Linked DNA regions of Homo sapiens: region 1 is linked to region 2. Evidence: read pairs that join two places in POLR2A ChIA-PET (ENCODE). Cell type or tissue: MCF 10A. All regions are shown on one strand. Links, peaks and the distances in the headings refer to the core of each region. The heading gives the core; the rest is flanking DNA. Region 1 overlaps USP3 (ubiquitin specific peptidase 3). Region 2 has its middle 20 kb from the start of USP3.

Region 1 (8,341 bases), core at 122-8,121, 70 kb after region 2:
GGTAACAATGTAAATCACACTGAGATTTCTAAAAATCTATTCCTGGTTTACTCTTTGATTGTCGAATATTGGCAAGCATTTCTTTTGTTTTGAGAAAATCTGAATTAGAGTTAACAGAATTGTAAATCTTTGCAAAACTCTTCCTTGACTCAAGCAACCAACATTAGCTAATAATGTGGTCATTAAATTCACTGTCTTCTATTTCTTTTAACAGTTCCATAAACTGGTGATGATTTAGAGCATTTGTGCATATGTACTGAACAATTTTTGGGTCTTTTTGAGACGTAGTCTAGCTCTTTTGCCAGGCTGGAGTGCACTGGAGTGCAGTGGCATGATCTCAGCTCACTGCAACCTCCGCCTCCTTGGTTCAAGCGATTCTCCTGCCTCAGCCTCCTGAGTAGCTGGAACTACAGGCGTGTGCCACCACGCCAAGCTAATTTTTGTATTTTTAGAAGAGAGAGGGTTTCACCATGTTGGCCAGAATGGTCTTGATCTCTTTACCTTGTGATCCACCCAGCTCGGCCTCCCAAAGTGCTGGGATTACAGGGATAAGCCACCATGCCCGGCCTGAACAATTTTAATAGCTGCTTCCATGATACAGTCTGCCTTAGGGCACAAATATTTGCATTGTGTTTCCCACAGCAGAAAAAATAAGAGAAATAAATCCAACAAATACTGATGTTGGAACACTGTCTTGCTGGAAACTGACTTTTTTATATCTAGCTGAGAGTTACAGATGTAGAGAATTCAAAAATATCTACAACATAAGATCAGTTTTTAAATTTAAGGCTGCAAATAGATGAAGACATTTCTCTGTAAATTTGAAGGTCATTTGAGACAAATATACCCATAGTATTAATTAGGCATTATCTCTTCTAAAATTCATCTAAAGCTAAAAATACTTGTAACTTTTCAAATGCTGACTTAATTGGTCTTTAATATTGTTAGAAGGGACTTTTATTCACTGACAGTTGCTTGGTGTCTCAAAGATTTTTCACTTTCCGTAAAATATCTTTTTAACTTTTTTCCTCATAATTTAAAAATATAATTTCCTTAACTGAAATAATTTAATTTTTCATCTCATCACCTTAAAATTGTTTTCTACATTGAACAAGAATCTGAACTAGTCAGGCGCGGTGGCTCACACCTGTAATCTCAGCACTTTGGGAGGCTGAGGTGGGAGGATCGCTTGAGGCCAGGAATTTGAGACCAGGCTGGGAAACAGAATACCCTGGCTGTATTTTTAAAAAATAAAGAAAAAAATAATCCAAGCTGTTTTATAGCTGGCCACTTACAAGCTCAAGTTCTGTAAAATCTTCAGGAATGTTTTTGTTTTACATTTAATTCTGATTTCACTGATTGTGACTAATTTTATCAATTATTTTTTGACTGAAGCCAGTTCATATTAAATTGAAATGCATTTGCTGAAAATGTCTCTTAACTGTTGTTTATTATCTTAAAACTCTTTTTTTACCCAGCAGCTTTTTAACTTTGCTCTGCTGCAGCAAATCGCAATTGCCATTCTTTGTGAAATTTGTGACATACCTTGTTGAGTCTTTTTTCTTTTCATTTGATTCTTTCTCAGCAGTATACCTGCATTTGAAAGTAAAAATTTTTCTATTTTTAATTTTTAAGCTAAAAAAATTTAATTATAAAATAATTAAAATAAGTATTTTAATTTAATTGCCAATTATGATTTACATAGGTCACCATAACTCATGGTATCTGCATAAAATGTTCAAATAAACAATTACAATGCTACATTGTTGCATAGAAAAATCATAGAAAAATCACTTGAACTGACTCATTCTGTTGATACAAACTAGATTGGTGATACGCTTTTGGGTAATGCTAGAAATGACATGTTTACCCAGCTGTGCACTCCCACATATCTTGCACAATTTAATAATAAAAGCAAAAGACAATCCTACCAAACTATAACATTGTGCTTAATGGTAAAAGATTTTACACTGCTTCAGTTATTAAGAATTTATATTAATTAAAAGTTTTAAAAATAAAAATTGTATTCCTCAGTTGCAGTAGCCACATTTGCACAGCTCTGGAGTCTAGATCAACTTACTTTGGTGATAAAAGGGTAGAGAGGCAAAGCTGCTGGACCCAACTGGCCTGGAAGAACAGAGCAAGTCCGTAAATGAGTCTGTACTTTAACAAACGTAATTTTATGACCAAGGCTGACTTCATGTTATACCAGAAAGGATTACCTTAATAAGAAATAAATCAGTTATTTAATTTACTTTGAAATAATTTATTTGTTTAAACAACCACTTATTTGTGGCAGTTAGAGGTTCAGTTTTCAATTAGATATTAATGGCATCGTGTAAATATAGAAAAAGTGATCTGAGTTTGCTCTTAAGACTTCACTTTCCAGATAAATGCTAGCATTTCGAGTTTTGGACACTGAGGATTGTTTTATTCAAACTACATGCATAAATTTATGCAAACATAAAATAAAAATGTAAGCAGAAATTCGAGTAGAGTAGCAATACAATTTCATTCTTCAGTGAATGCTTAAGGTTTATAGAGGTACCAAATGCCCTAAGCCCAAATTTACAGACAAAGTAGATCTTATCCTCTTAATATTTATGCCGAGAAGGAGCAAAAAATTAAAACTTTTCACTAATTTAATTTCTTTATGTAGTTGTTATAGGACCAATGAAGAATTTTTTCTCCTGCTGGTAGTACTTTGATAATAGAAAATGGTCCAGGATATAAAAGACTGCTTTTGCTCTTTGTGGAAATGTTGGGAATTGACTTTAGACGCTCGGAGAATATGTTAGAGAAATCTTGATTGACTGCCTGGGTGATCAGTTAATGAGAGTGTGTGTTAAATAATTACATATATAACATTGTAGTGACAGTTTTGAGAAGCATTCACTTAAAATTTTCATTTCTCTGAATAAAAGACACAAGCATGCTTTTTTGTGTAATCTTCTAAAATTACTTTTCCCCACCCCTTTCTCTCTCTTTCTTTCTCCCTCTTTTTAATAAAATGGTTTTCAGATATGTTTTTGGAATCTGCTAGAGATGACCTAATTTTTACTAACTGCTGTGCTTTCAAAGTTTTGTTTGCTCAGAATGGCAGTGTTATTTTTATTATTCTTTGATAGTAATAACAAATGGTTTCATGCAAAGCATATTCAAAATAATATCTTAGTGCCAGCTTGTAAATTGTTTTTGTTAAAATTGGCCTTATCCCAGGAAAAAATTAAATGCTAATGTGAACAAGTTAAAGTTTATATTATGTGTGATTTCTTACATTATTTGCTTTTTGACTTATAAAACACACAGAGTATCGGTTTTTAAATATAGCTTAAATATTTTTCTTCAAAGCACTTATCAGTTGCCTGAATGATATAGCCACTATTTTATACTTTTGTTTTGTAGTGCCTCAGAGTGAAAGAGCATTCTTCTCAGCTCATCTGAATTCAAGCTATTTTAATTAAATTATGTTTAAAATGTGCAGCTTTAACTTTAGTTTTTCTATTCAGATATCCCTACAGGTTAATTACCTCTTCCCTGCTTTTCACTTAAATCTCTCCTTCCCCCAATTCCCCATTAATTTGGGTTGGGAAGTGTCAACTTAAAGCTTTAGGCTTAATGCTACATGAAAAGACTCGGTGCTTTTTATTTCATTTTCCATGTATTAGGCACCACTAAAAAGAATGTAACACATGTAGCAGCTTATTTCATTTTCAAAGGAGGAATTGAAGAGCTTTTGAGTAAAAAACGTGAAAAGAAGCTCATGTTCATTGCCTACGTGGCTTTTAAAAAAGACTCTTGAAAAACATTCCATTGTGAATTCCAGGTCCTCTTTAAACTTACCACCAGCAGTAACTGCCTGCAGAGCCATGTGATCATCTTGGCAACAGCCAGACCTTTTAGTGATTTCATTACTGTGGTTTCCTCAAGCTCTTTACACACATTGATTAATATTTTCCTTGCAGTTATCGCTGTGATGATTTTGTGGTTAATGACACCAAGCTGGGACTGGTACAGAAAGTCAGAGAACACTTACAGAACTTGGAAAAGTAAGTAATAGGCCTTTGGAAAAAGAAGGGCCTAAGAATGGGGTTGAGGAGTCTTTTAGAATTTTTGAGTGGGGTTTTTGTTGATGAGTTTAATAACTTCATGTTTATAATATGATTGAAATGTTAATAAAATAAACCTTGGCTTTGGATAGCTAAAACTTGGCCCATAGTTAATGGTCATAGCTGTGCATTTATTTTATTTAATATTTGTCATAAACCATATCCAAGGTCCCAAGAGCCTCTTTAAAAAATATTACCCAACAATTTATAAGCTACTCAATTTATTTTGAGGGTACAAGAAAAGGGCAGAAAAAGGTGTGAAATCATCATAGAGTTACTTTTGATAATAGAAAACCCCTGTCAAATGTATTATGAGGTCTACTAGGAAGCACTATGATTTATGCATCATTTTTAAGGGAAATTAGGTTTAATGAACATATTGTCCACTTTGCATCTATACAGTGGCACAGGATCCTAGTTTCTTCCTTGCTTGTTAGGGGCAGTTAAATATCAGTTGACATTACAAGGAGCTATGAATACTTTGTCATCATAAAGAAATGAAACTATTTATATGTGAACAGACTTTTATTGGTATAGTCAAATAGTTAGATAAAACTCACTGGACCCGAAATTGAAGCAATAAACAGAAACCCAGCTAGCCATGCCTTTGAAGCTACAGTGGATAGAAGCATGGCTCTGGAATGACTGCTGACTCAAGTGAAATCTCTGTACATCACACCAAATCATTAAGCGCCATCTAATTTATTTTGGCAGTTGATGTGTAGAAGGTATTGTGAAAACATCCACAAAGCAGGAGTCCCTTAGCAAACTTAAGTGTAAAGCCCATAGAATGTTTGAAAATTGCATACTGAAAAGAAATAACCTAACTTCTTTGAGGGCAGTACTGTGTAGTGTTTGTTAAAACCACAGACATTATGTATGTCTCATTGACTAACTAGATGATAAAGCCAATACTGGAAGAATAATGATTTCTTTAAATCTAAACCAATTAAAGTACTTCAGGTTTAAGTACTTCTTGGTTTGTCATCTTTTGGCTCTTTTTCAGAGTACTTCTCTTCTAATTTGATGAGTCCTATCTAGGATTAGAGACAGATACACACAGATCCAAAATATTTAATTTTCTCTGAAACTGTTCACAATAAACATGAAGTCTGAGATTCCTGAAGGAATGTATGTAGTATCACTCTTTGGTGTGGTGATGTCCTTCACCCTCTCAGTCTGAAATAATCAGAACTAAGTCAAAGGGAAAAGAGGGCATTTGAGAACCTGCATGCATTTATACAGTTAAAAAATCTTTTCTTTCCATTGATCACTTCATCAGATGAAAGGTGTCACAGACCACCTGTCTACATGTCTGCTTGGCTCCATGAAAAATCTACCTTACAGCCCATTTCCTATGTTGAAAAACATTACCTAGATTCATTTTTGTGTTTTGCAAACATTGGTTTAATCTGTAGTGGAATTTAGAAACTACGATCATATTTGTGTTTTACTTAACTTTCGACTATTCCGCATGCCCCGTGGAGCAGCACTGTCCAGCAGAACTTTCTGCAGTGACAGAAATGTTCTCCATCCACTCTAATATGGTAACACTAGCCATACTTGAAAAGTGGCTAGTGCAACTGAGACACTGAATTTTAAACTTCAAGTTTAATTAATTTAAATAGCCACATGGAGTGAGTGGCTACTATATTAGATAGCATGGATCTAGAAGATTCTGCATTTTGAGAGTCACTGAGGATAAAATTTAGTAACTTACATTTTTAAAAGGTGAAATGCCTTATTTATATAGGTTACAACTGAAAATGAACTCTTAGGCATTGTCATAAAGAGCATATATACTATGCTTGTGGTTTACCTTCCCCACTTCACAGAATTTGTGAAGGAATAGTTGAACACTATAGAGTATGGAATTGGTCTCTTCATCTTGTGGCTACCAGTACTGTAAGAGAGAGACACACAGTTCTGAAGAACATTTTGAGGTTTGAAGCAACTGTCACTAGTTCTGATGTTTCAAAGACATAATTCATGTGGAAATTCTGTAAGAAAAAAATAATTATTTACTTTGGATGAACTGGGTACTTTTAGAAGGTGGGAGAGAATTGGCGGCCTTAAAAGTCTGTGTTGTTTAACCATAATTTTTACTTCCTTTAGATTAATTTGCCTGAGACATAAAATTTTAAAGTGACCTTTTGAAAATAGAAATAACTTTCTGATAAATTTTAAGCAAAATATTTCTTACATCAAGAAAAATTTTGAGTGATTTTAATTCAGAATTTCCTCACTAATAAGGATGTGTTTTAGAATGTCCTTTGGAGCGTAGCTGCATCTAATGAATGTACATGTGCCTGTATTCCTGTAACTTATTTATCATTCCTCAAACTCAGATCATATCATCATCTATTAAGACAAATGAGCAAAACATGGCATCTTTATTGAAATTAAGAAAGAAATAGCATATGGAGACTTACTGTTAAATTTCAGAACAGTAGTATCAGACCAGGGTTTTCCTTTTCTTGTGAGGAATGAACCTTCTGGTCTGTGAAGCTTCGCAGTCAGTCAGACTGTGAGAGTGGTGGTGGGGAGTGTCCCACGGGCTGCATCTTCCCGGCCAGCTTTGCCAGGAGCAGTGTCCAGCCCACCTCTGCTGGAGGAGCAATGGGGATTTCCAAGGAAGTAGAGCTCCTCGGTTAACTTCAAATACGTGTGGGCCCCAGTAGGCCTGACGAAGCAGTCAGGGAGGTCTCCATGCCCTAGGTGTTGAGGGCAGCTGGAGTTTATTCTTTCACCTGTGGTGTAGCATGCATATATTAATAACTTTTTCACTATCTGTTTGTGTTTTAATAGCTCAGCTTTCACAGCTGACAGGCATAAGAAAAGAAAACTTTTGGAAAACTCAACACTAAACAGCAAGTTATTAAAAGTAAATGTAAGTAATTAAAATTTATTCAAATATAAGAGTTAGTTGAGATTTAATCACTGTTTTGTTACAACTCTAACATGTAATGTTACCTGTTACAGACTTTTATAAATGTGTGTCTTGGATTTGGAGTATTTTACACAATGTTTGCCACCTGTACTGTCGATTGTTGCCGTGACCCCAGTGAGTCCATCTGTCAGCACCTTCTTCCCATCAGCGTTACTGCTGTGCTCCTCTTCCCTAGAAAACAGTTCACTCTTAATACTTGCTCACACTCCTTCGTCATCAGAAAACCCAGCCTTTGTTTTTAAGACTAAGTCTTTAGCTTCAGGCGGCTTTTCCTTTTTTTGAGATGGAGTCCCACTCCGTAGCCCAGGCTGGAGTACAGTGGCGCAGTCTCGGCTCACTGGAACCTCTGCCTCCCAGGCTGAAGTGATTCTCCTGCCACAGCCTCCCAAGGGGGTGGGACAACAGGTGTACACCACCACGCCTGGCTAATTTTTGTACTTTTATTTTGTTTTTGTTTTTGTTTTTTTTTTTTGAGATGGAGTCTCACTCTGTCACCCAGGCTGGAGTGCAGTGGCACAATCTTGGCCCATTGCAACCTCAGCCTCCTGGGTTCAAGCAATTCTCCTGCCTCAACCTCCCAAGTAGCTGGGATTACAGGCACACGCCACCACGCCCGGCTAACTTTTTCTGTTTTAGTAGAGACGGAGTTTCACCGTGTTGCTCAGGCTGGTCTCGAACTCCTGAGCTCAGGCAATCCACCCACCTCAGCTTCCCAAAGTGCTAGGAGTACAGGCATGAGCCACCACACCCAGCCTTTTTGTATTTTTAGTAGAGACGGAGTTTCGCCATGTTGGCGGCCTGTCTTGAGGCGCCTGGCCTCAGGCAGCTTTTCAAGATTCATATCCCATTGTTAGGAAAACGTGTATTGGTCGTTTATGTATGGCTTAGAGTTAAAAGTTTGGGGACAAAAATACTTGGGGTGTATATATTTATATTTTTTCCATTTCTCTTAGTTTTTATAGAATCTTAAAAAGGCATTAAGTCTTAAATGTTATTTTAAGGATTTCCTGTTTTTTGCATTGTGTACTCCATGGTACTCATTAATGGTGATTTCCTCATAAGCTTTCAATAAGATACTTCTATTTAGAACAATCCCAGGATCAGAAACAGCCTTCTAAAAATATCCAGACATTTATACAGAGACTAGAGAGTTTGTTTGAAATATTCATTGGACAGAAAAGGACCAATTCCAAATTGGCTTGGTGCTAGATTTCAGAGGCCTTTCCTTAGCTTTGATGTTTGAAACAGTTGGCCTTCCCTTGGCATTACTGATGGCCTCTTC
Region 2 (8,341 bases), core at 21-8,020:
CCCAGCTACTTGGGAGGCTGAGGCAGGAAAGTCACTTGAACTGGAGAGGCAGAGGTTACAGTGAGCCGAGATCGCGCCATTGTACACTCTAGCCTGGGCAACAAGAGCGAAACTCTGTCTCAAAAAAAAGAACTGGAACGTCAGAATTGGAATTTTCCAATAGGGAGGATATCAAAGGGGACAGCTTTAACTGTTTCTCCTCTCATGATGTGCTCTTTTTCCCCTTGGTTTTCCTGCTCCTGCTCCGCAGCACACACAGGTTTCTAAACTACACTGAGGGGTGACTAGCCCTCTGTGGCCTTGGCCTGTTTGATGTGAATACCCTATCTCCCTGGTGAGGCTTGGAGGCCTCAGTGGGAGGAGCAGTCATGATCGATTCCTCAATCATGACAAAACCCATATAGCCTGCAGTTCCCTCTCCTTCCATTCCTTGTCCCAGTTAAAATACCTTTCAACTAGACTCCACTTTTGGAATTGTCACTGACAAAGTTGTTTTCTGGGGAGGTGAGCCTCAGAGGTTTAAACACACTGGTCTTGCCCAGCACCTGATACTTCATTGTTGGAAGGAATTAAATCTAATTGAATAGAATCAAATCCAAATTGAACGGGCAGGTTCTAAACCAGGCTTGCAGATCAGGGCCATCAGCCTCTTAAATGCAGCCCAGATGAGCCCACCGTTGTCTGGTGTCTGAGAGGAGGAGGGCACAGTGCGAGGGCCCATTCTGGTTGTTTGGGGATGTTTCTCTTAGCTCGTTGCTTGGAGGGTCTACCTGGTTTCTCATAGCTGCTGCCTGGGGTAAATGACTGGCTTTGAATCAAGTCCCAGAGTGCAAGTGTCTGAGGGGAGCCTGGGAGTAAATGGAGGAAGGAAGGAGAGGGAGGGAGGGAGGGGGGTTCCCCTACAGTTTCCCAATGAGGAGATAAAATGTAAGCCCTAGAAACATGGGAGAATTAATGATGTGGAATGAGCTGTGTCACTTGTGACATGAGTCATAGTATTGCCCTCTCAGGATAGATCTCTGCCCTGAAAGTGGCTGAGAACAGCCAAACCCAGAGAGGTGGGTACAGTCATCCTAGGGGTGTAGCCTGACCTTGCACTTGAAGGGAAGGAGGAAAGCCAACCCCTGTGCTAGGATACACGATTAGTGCTCATGACACATCTGTAAGATGTTACTCCCTTTTTACGGAAGGGAAACTGAGGCCCAGAAGGGTCAGCAAAAGCCATCACCCTTGGAGGAGGATAGATCTGGGTTTTGATATCACAGGCGCCATCCCCTAATGCCTGCATAACTTTGGGTCTCCTCCTCCACCAGACAGATCCTGCCACCTGTGGAGAGGTCAGCAGGGGACTCCCTGGTTTGCACAGGACCATCTGGATCAGGTAGGAAGGAGGAGAAAACCACTGGCCTCCACATTCTTTAATCCAGCTTTGCAGATAATAGAGCCTGGACTTTCAGCTGATCTGATTCCTGATCAGTTTCTCAATGAGCTGAAACTCAGAGGGAAGAGGAATGTGATTTCCACTCACAATCACCAGACAGGGAGCCTCTTGTGGGCAGAAACTGTTTCTTTCTTATTTTTAGTAAATAAGAAAGTATGTCATATTTAACACATATGAAAGAAAAAGGCAGCATATCTGTGAGTTATAAGGCATAGTACTAAACACTGTACCTCAGACCAGTCCAATCTGTCCCTTTTCCCTCCATCCCCCTGCCTCTCCGTGAAAGGTAACCACTATCCTACAATTTTTTTTTTTTTTTTGAGACGGAGTCTTGCTCTGTCGCCCAGGCTGGAGTGCAGTGGTATGATCCCAGCCCACTGCAAGCTCCACCTCCCGGGTTCACACCATTCTGCCTCAGCCTCCCGAGTAGCTGGGACTACAGGGGACCACCACCACGCCCGGCTAATTTTTTGTATTTTTAGTAGAGACGGGGTTTCACTGTGTTAGCTAGGATGGTCTCGATCTCCTGACCTTGTGATCCACCCGCCTCAGCCTCCCAAAGTGCTGGGATTACAGGCGTGAGCCACCGCACCTGGCCAACTATCCTACATTTTGAGCTTAACCTTGCCTATTTTTTTTTTTCAATTTTAGCAATCTGCATGCATTTCTGAGCTGTATAAAGTTTAGTTGTACTGCTTTGGGGGGCTCTATACAAATGATATCAAATTGAACTTAATCATCAGTGGTTATTAGAGTTACCATTTAAAGATGAATATGCACCTACGTCACAACTCCTGGGTATATATACCCTAGGGCACTACTTCTCATATTTTTTTGGTTTTAGGACTCTTATGTCCTTAGAAATTATCAGGATGTGCACAGTGGCTCATGCCTGCAATCCCAGCACTTTGGGAGGATTGCTTGACTCCAGGAGGTTGAGACTGCAGTGAGCTGTGATCATGCCACTGCACTGATAATAATTATCAAGGACCCCAAAAAGCTTTTGTTCACGTGGGCTGTATTTATTTATATTTACAGTATTAGAAATTAAAACTGAAAAAAGTTAAAAAGTTTAAAAAAGTTAAAATCAGCTTTAAAATAAAAAATAAACTCAATGGATATTAACACATTTTATGAAAAAAATTCTATTTATGTTAAAATTTAGGGAGATGAGAGGCATTGTTTCATATTTTACGATCTCTTTATTGTCTGGCTTACTAGAAGACAGCTAGAATTTCTATTTGTATTCAAGTGTTGCAATATGTTGTTTTGGTTGAAGTATATGAGAAAATTCCAGCCTCACCCAGATATGTAATTAGAAGAGGTAGGAGTATTTTAATAGCCTTTTCAGATAATTGTGGATGTGTCATGCAGCCTCCAGAAAACTCCACAGCATACCCCTGACAGGATGAGAGTGAAAACTATTATGAAAATAGTTTTGCGGCTGGGAGCGGTAGCTCACGCCTGTGATCCTAGCACTTTGGGAGGCCACAGTGGGTGGATCACCTGAGGTCAGTAGCTGGAGACCAGCCTGGGGTGAAACCCTGTCTCTACTAAAAGTACAAAACTTAACCGGGCATAGTGGCGCACGCCTATAATCCCAGCTACTCAGGAGGCTGAGGCAGAAGAATCGCTTGAACCCAGGAGGCAGAGGTTGCAGTGGGTCCAGATTGTGACACTGCACTCCAGCCTGGGTGACAGTAAGACTATGTCTCAAAAAAAAAAAAAAAAAGAAAAGAAAAAATAAAAAGAAAATAGTTTTGCTCGTGTGGACCCTCTGAAAGGGCCTTGGGGACCCCTGTGGGTCCCTGGATCACACTTTGAGGACTGCTGCCTTAGTGAAACTCTTGTACATGTGCACGACGGGGTTGTGCAAGATTGTTCGTTGCAGCATTGTCTGCAATAGAAAAGAACTGGAAACAACCCAAAATGTTGTCTATCATCAGGAGAATGAATACATGAATCATGGTTCATTCACACATCAGAATATTTGTATAGCAGTGAAAATAATGCCTCTTTTCCCCACCTTTGTACATGAGAAGCCTGTGTATTAACAGAGTCCTTGCAGTTTGACTGAGTAGCTCTTTGACTGGTGTACACTAGAGTGTTAAATGAGGCTGAGCATAAAGTAGGTATTTAAGAGATGGACAAAATGAATGAACATGCCCAAAAGCTGTGAATGGAGAGGCCAAGCCAGAGTCACCTAATTTCCTGTTGTGACTTTTGTCATGTTAAAGTCTCCTCTGGCTGAAGCCTTTTCATTTCTTCTGAAACACTTGATTTCAGACTAATGACTAAAAGCTAACTTCCTGTTTTAAAATGATGTTTATGCCACCACAAAATACTTTGCAAATGGTGGGAGTTAATAAACACAAACCCACAGAGAATCCAGCAAATTTATAAAAGATCTTCCCTTTGGAAGTTTGGGAGCACAGAGCTAAAACAAGTACATTTTGTGTTTAAAATTGAGCCTTCTTGCTGGAATAAAAACATCTCAAGGCAAAAGCATTCCACACTTCTGACCCCGGGTTAGAAAGAACAATGGAGAGCTTTGGCCGGGCATGGTGGCCCATGCCTGTAATTCCAGCACTTTGGGAGGCCAAGGCGGATCACCTGAGGTCAGGAGTTCAAGACCAGCCTGACCAACATGGAGAAATCCCATCTCTACTAAAAATACAAAATTAGCCGGGTGTGGTGGTGCATGCCTGTAATCCCAGCTACTCAGGAGGCTGAGGTAGGAGAATTGCATGAACCTAGGAGGCGGAGGTTGCCCTGAGCCAAGACCGCACCATTGCACTGCAGCCTGGGCAACGAGAGCGAAACTCCATCTCAAAAAAAAAAGAGGGAAATATACTCAAGTTTCTATCGAGGTCATCACTGATAAGACTGAAAGCCCTGAGCATTAGTATCCTAGCAGCTGCTAACCTTGTGTGAGGAAGACACTGCATACCTAGAGAGAGTCCCTCAGGGTTGCAAGTTCCTGCTTTTGATAGTTTTGTAAATATATGACCTGTGAGAAATATAAGAAAATAAATAAGTTGAACATAAAGTCATAGTTTCAAACTTTGATGTTTTCATTCAGCCAAAAATCAACAGAACTAATGGTTAAAATCAGACATTTAATGTGTATTTGCCTTATCAACAAAAAATATTATTCAGGAAGCCTTGGTTTAAAAAATCAATTTTTTGATATTTCCTCCTGAATCAACATCTAGTGTCTCAGACATGAAGGGACTCCACCCTTCCTTTCCTGTGTTCTAACTTCCAAGAGTTACCTATGTCAAATTTAGTAGTATTTATATTGATGACCCCATAAAATTGAATGCCGACTTCTGGTTAACAAAGCATTGTAGACTGAGAAATAGACAGATAAACCAACAGGAAAAAAATTCAGAAATAGACCCAAAATATATGAATTAATACTTTAAAGCTGGCATTTCAAATCAAAGGAGAAAAAAAGGGCTGTTCATTAAATAGTATTGAGACAACAGGCTACACATCATTTTCCATTTGGGAAAACCATTTAAATTATATTGCTACCTCACTCCTTATCCCAAAATCAATCCCAGACGAATAGAAACCTAAATGTCAAACATGAAACCATAAAAGTAAAGGGGATGGCACAGTGGCTCACACCTGTAATCCCAATACTTTGGGAGGCCAAGGGGGGAGAATAGCCTGAACCCAGGAGTTCAAGACCAACCCAGGCAACTTAGTGAGACCTCTTCTCCACTAAAAAAATAAATTAATTAACCGGGTGTGGTGCTGTGTCCTGTAGTCCCAGCTACTTAGGAGGCTAAGGCGGGAGAATCTTGGCCCCAGGAGAGGCTGCAGTGAGCTATGGCCACACCACTGCACTCTAGCCTGTGCAACAGACCAAGACCCTGTCTCAAAAAAATAAAAAATAAAAAAGGTACAAGAAGAAAATATAGTTGAATATGTTTATAATCGTGGAATGAAGAAGCTCTGTCTAAGCATGCCATGTAATACAGAAACCATAAAGGCAAACACTGATAAATTTGAGTGTATGAAACTTTAGCCAGGCGTGGTGGCTCATGCCTGTAATCCCAGCACTTTGGGAGGCCGAGGCGGGTGGATTACCTGAGGTCAGGAGTTTGAGACAAGCCTGGCTAACATGGCAGAACCCCATCTCTACTAAAAATACAAAAACCTAGCCGGGTGTGGTGGCAGGTGCCTATAATCCTAGCCCCTTGGGAGGCTGAGTCAGGAGAATTGCTTGAACCCAGGATAGGGAGGTTGCAGTGAACTGAGATCGTGCCATTGCACTCTAGCCTGGGTGACAAGAGCAAAGCTCTGTCTCAAAAAACAACAACAACAACAACAACAACAAAACTTTAAAATTTTCTGAAGAATAAACCTATAAACAAACAAAGACAAAAAACAAACTAATAAAACTCATTACAGTCCAGGTGCGTGGCTGACACCTATAATCCCAGCACTTTGGGAGGCCGAGGCGGGTGGATCACCTGAGGTCGGGAGTTTGAGACCAGCCTGACCAACATGGAGAAACCCCGTCTCTACTAAAAATACAAAATTAGCCGGGCATGGTGGTGCACGCCTGTAATCCCAGCTACTCCGGAGGCTGAGGCAGGAGAATCGCTTGAACCCGGGAGGCAGAGGTTGTGGTGAGCTGAGATCACGCCATTGCACTCCAGCCTGGGCAACAAGAGCAAAACTCCATCTCAAAATAATAATAATCATCATCATTTCTGGAAAGATAGAGTACTATTTGTTTTACTGTGGTAAAATACACATAACATAAAATGTATTATTTTAACTATTTTAAGGTGTATGATACAGTACATTCATAATGTCATGCAACCACCACCAGCATCCAGTTTCAGAACATTTCATCACCCAAAAGGAGACTCAATGCTCATTAGTACTTCCTATTCCTTCCTACCTCTGGCCCAGCAACTACTCATGTGCTTTCTGTCTCTTCGGATTTGCCTATTCAAGATATTTCATACAAATGAAATGATATAATATGTGGCCTTTTATGTCTGACTTTTTTCAGTTAGCATAATGCTTTCAAGGTCCATCCATATTGTAGAACGTATCAGTACTTCTTTCCCTTTTATGGCTGAATAATATTCCATTGTATAGAGAAACCACATTTTGTTTATTTGTCAGTTGATGACATTTGGTTTGTTTCTGCCTTTTGGGTATCATGCAAAGTGCTGCTGTGAACATTTGTATACAAGTTTTTGTTTGAACACCTGTTTTTCAGTTCTTTTGGGTATATCCCCAGGAGTGCAACTGCTGGGTCATATGATAATTACTGAAAACCTCTTAGTGATTTTTGGATATTGTGCCACATGTATATATTACCTAATAAAAATTGATTATTTTAATAAAAATAACCAAGTAGAGACAAATATATTGTTTTATAATCACAGTTTGGCATCCCTGCAAAATCAGCATTGGATCAATCAGTAGTCTCACAGGACCTAAAAGAAACTGAGGTGTAGGAAGTAAACATGTAATCCCATTTTTAAATATGACTCACAGAAACAGTAGGTCTTCGGGCTACAAATACTCCCCGTCATTAAATGTTTCAGCAGCATTGCCCTGGTGAATGTGGGAAGAGCTGAATATTTTCTAGATCCATGTTTTTTTAAAAGGTAAAGCAGCAATTGAAGTTGAATTCAAACCGGTGATTATGTTGACTTGGTCTGACAATTGCATGGACTCTCACTGGGAGCCCGGACTCACGCAGCACCACCTGTGTCCCCTAGGGGGCGAGCTGGGGAGAGACCGGAGTCCCTGGGAGAGCTCTGCGCGGAAGGCCCGAGAGAATTGGTCCCGCAGAGCTTTTACAAAGGCAAGAAGAGGATCACCGAAAAGGGATCACAGTGGGGAAAAAGGCAAGAAGAGGAAACACTGTGACAAAGAACCCAGCGCTGGGACACTTGGGAAACGTATTTTCTCAAGCACTTTATTTTATTATTTTATTATTATTTTTTTTGAGATGGAGTCTCGATCTGTCGCCCAGGCTGGAGTGCAGTGGTGCGATCTCGGCTCACTGCCACCTCTGCCTCCCAGGTTCAAGCGATTTTCCTGCCTCGGCCTCCCAAGTAGCTGGGATTACAGGTGCCCGCCACCGCGCCTGGCTAATTTTTCTATTTTTAGTAGAGGTGGGGTTTGCCATGTTGGCCAGGCTGGTCTCAAACTCCTGACCTCAAGTGATCCGACTGCCTTGGCCTCCCAAAGTGCTGGGATTGCAGGTGTGAGCCATTCAAGCACTTTATTTTTATAAACAAGGAGACCGAGACCCAGAGTAGCTGCTGATGGTCACAAAGGCTGTAAGCATGAAGTCTGGAAACCTCTGCTGTTGTGCAATGCGCAATGTGGGAAGAGAGGCTCTCCACCTCTGATGGGGCTGTGTTTGAGTCCCTCCTCCCTCCCTTTCCACCTCCCTCCCCACTACCACCACTTACTTAAATGTGTGACTCAGTGTCACTAACTTAACATTTCCCAGCCTGTTTCATTATCTGTATAGTGGGGTCTAATAGCATCTTCATCAGGCTGATGCAAGGAAATGACACCATGTATGCACAGGACCTCCCTTATGCTTGGCATATAGTAGATTCTCAATAAACATTTGTTGTGTGAATGAATATTCTCTCCTCTAGCCCTCTCAAAGGCAATCGTTCTGCTGCCCAACACATTTTTATTGATGACATTTCAGGCAGTATCCTTATGAACTCTCCATATCTAGAAGGCTGGGAAGGGAAGGAAAGCAGAGTTTGGGGTGTTCGTGCCGTTCCTGTTGTGGTAAAAAGCTCCTTTGTGAAGCCTGTGCAGCACCAGCCCCACTTGGAGGCTGCAAATCTGTCAGCCGGAGGTCCTCGGAGCTCCCAGGTCCTGGCCTTCTCT

The links. ChIA-PET counts read pairs that join two places held together with the same protein. Peaks named below come from ENCODE experiments on the same cell type or tissue, not always from the same donor. Only the 100,000 strongest peaks of a DNase experiment are listed, where the experiment ranks them.
Region 1: POLR2A ChIA-PET joins it to region 2 with 22 read pairs; 11 of 35 experiments call an interaction of 5 or more read pairs at or near these places.

What each region holds. Positions count from the first base shown.
Region 1 is chr15:63,549,750-63,558,090 of GRCh38, forward strand. It overlaps USP3 (ubiquitin specific peptidase 3), which reads left to right. Exons shown (of 15, transcript NM_006537.4): 4 at 3,966-4,049; 5 at 6,918-6,999. Among named protein-coding and RNA genes, the nearest start is that of FBXL22, 43 kb to the right of the region's middle. In MCF 10A, for the core only: no CTCF peak of the experiment used is centred there; a DNase peak (open chromatin) is centred at 3,892.
Region 2 is chr15:63,480,292-63,488,632 of GRCh38, forward strand. No RefSeq gene overlaps it. Among named protein-coding and RNA genes, the nearest start is that of USP3, 20 kb to the right of the region's middle. RefSeq lists enhancers at 1,128-1,277, 6,980-7,029, 7,060-7,129. In MCF 10A, for the core only: CTCF peaks have their summits at 7,183 (motif pointing right) and 7,383; DNase peaks (open chromatin) are centred at 990, 2,830, 3,340 and 7,210.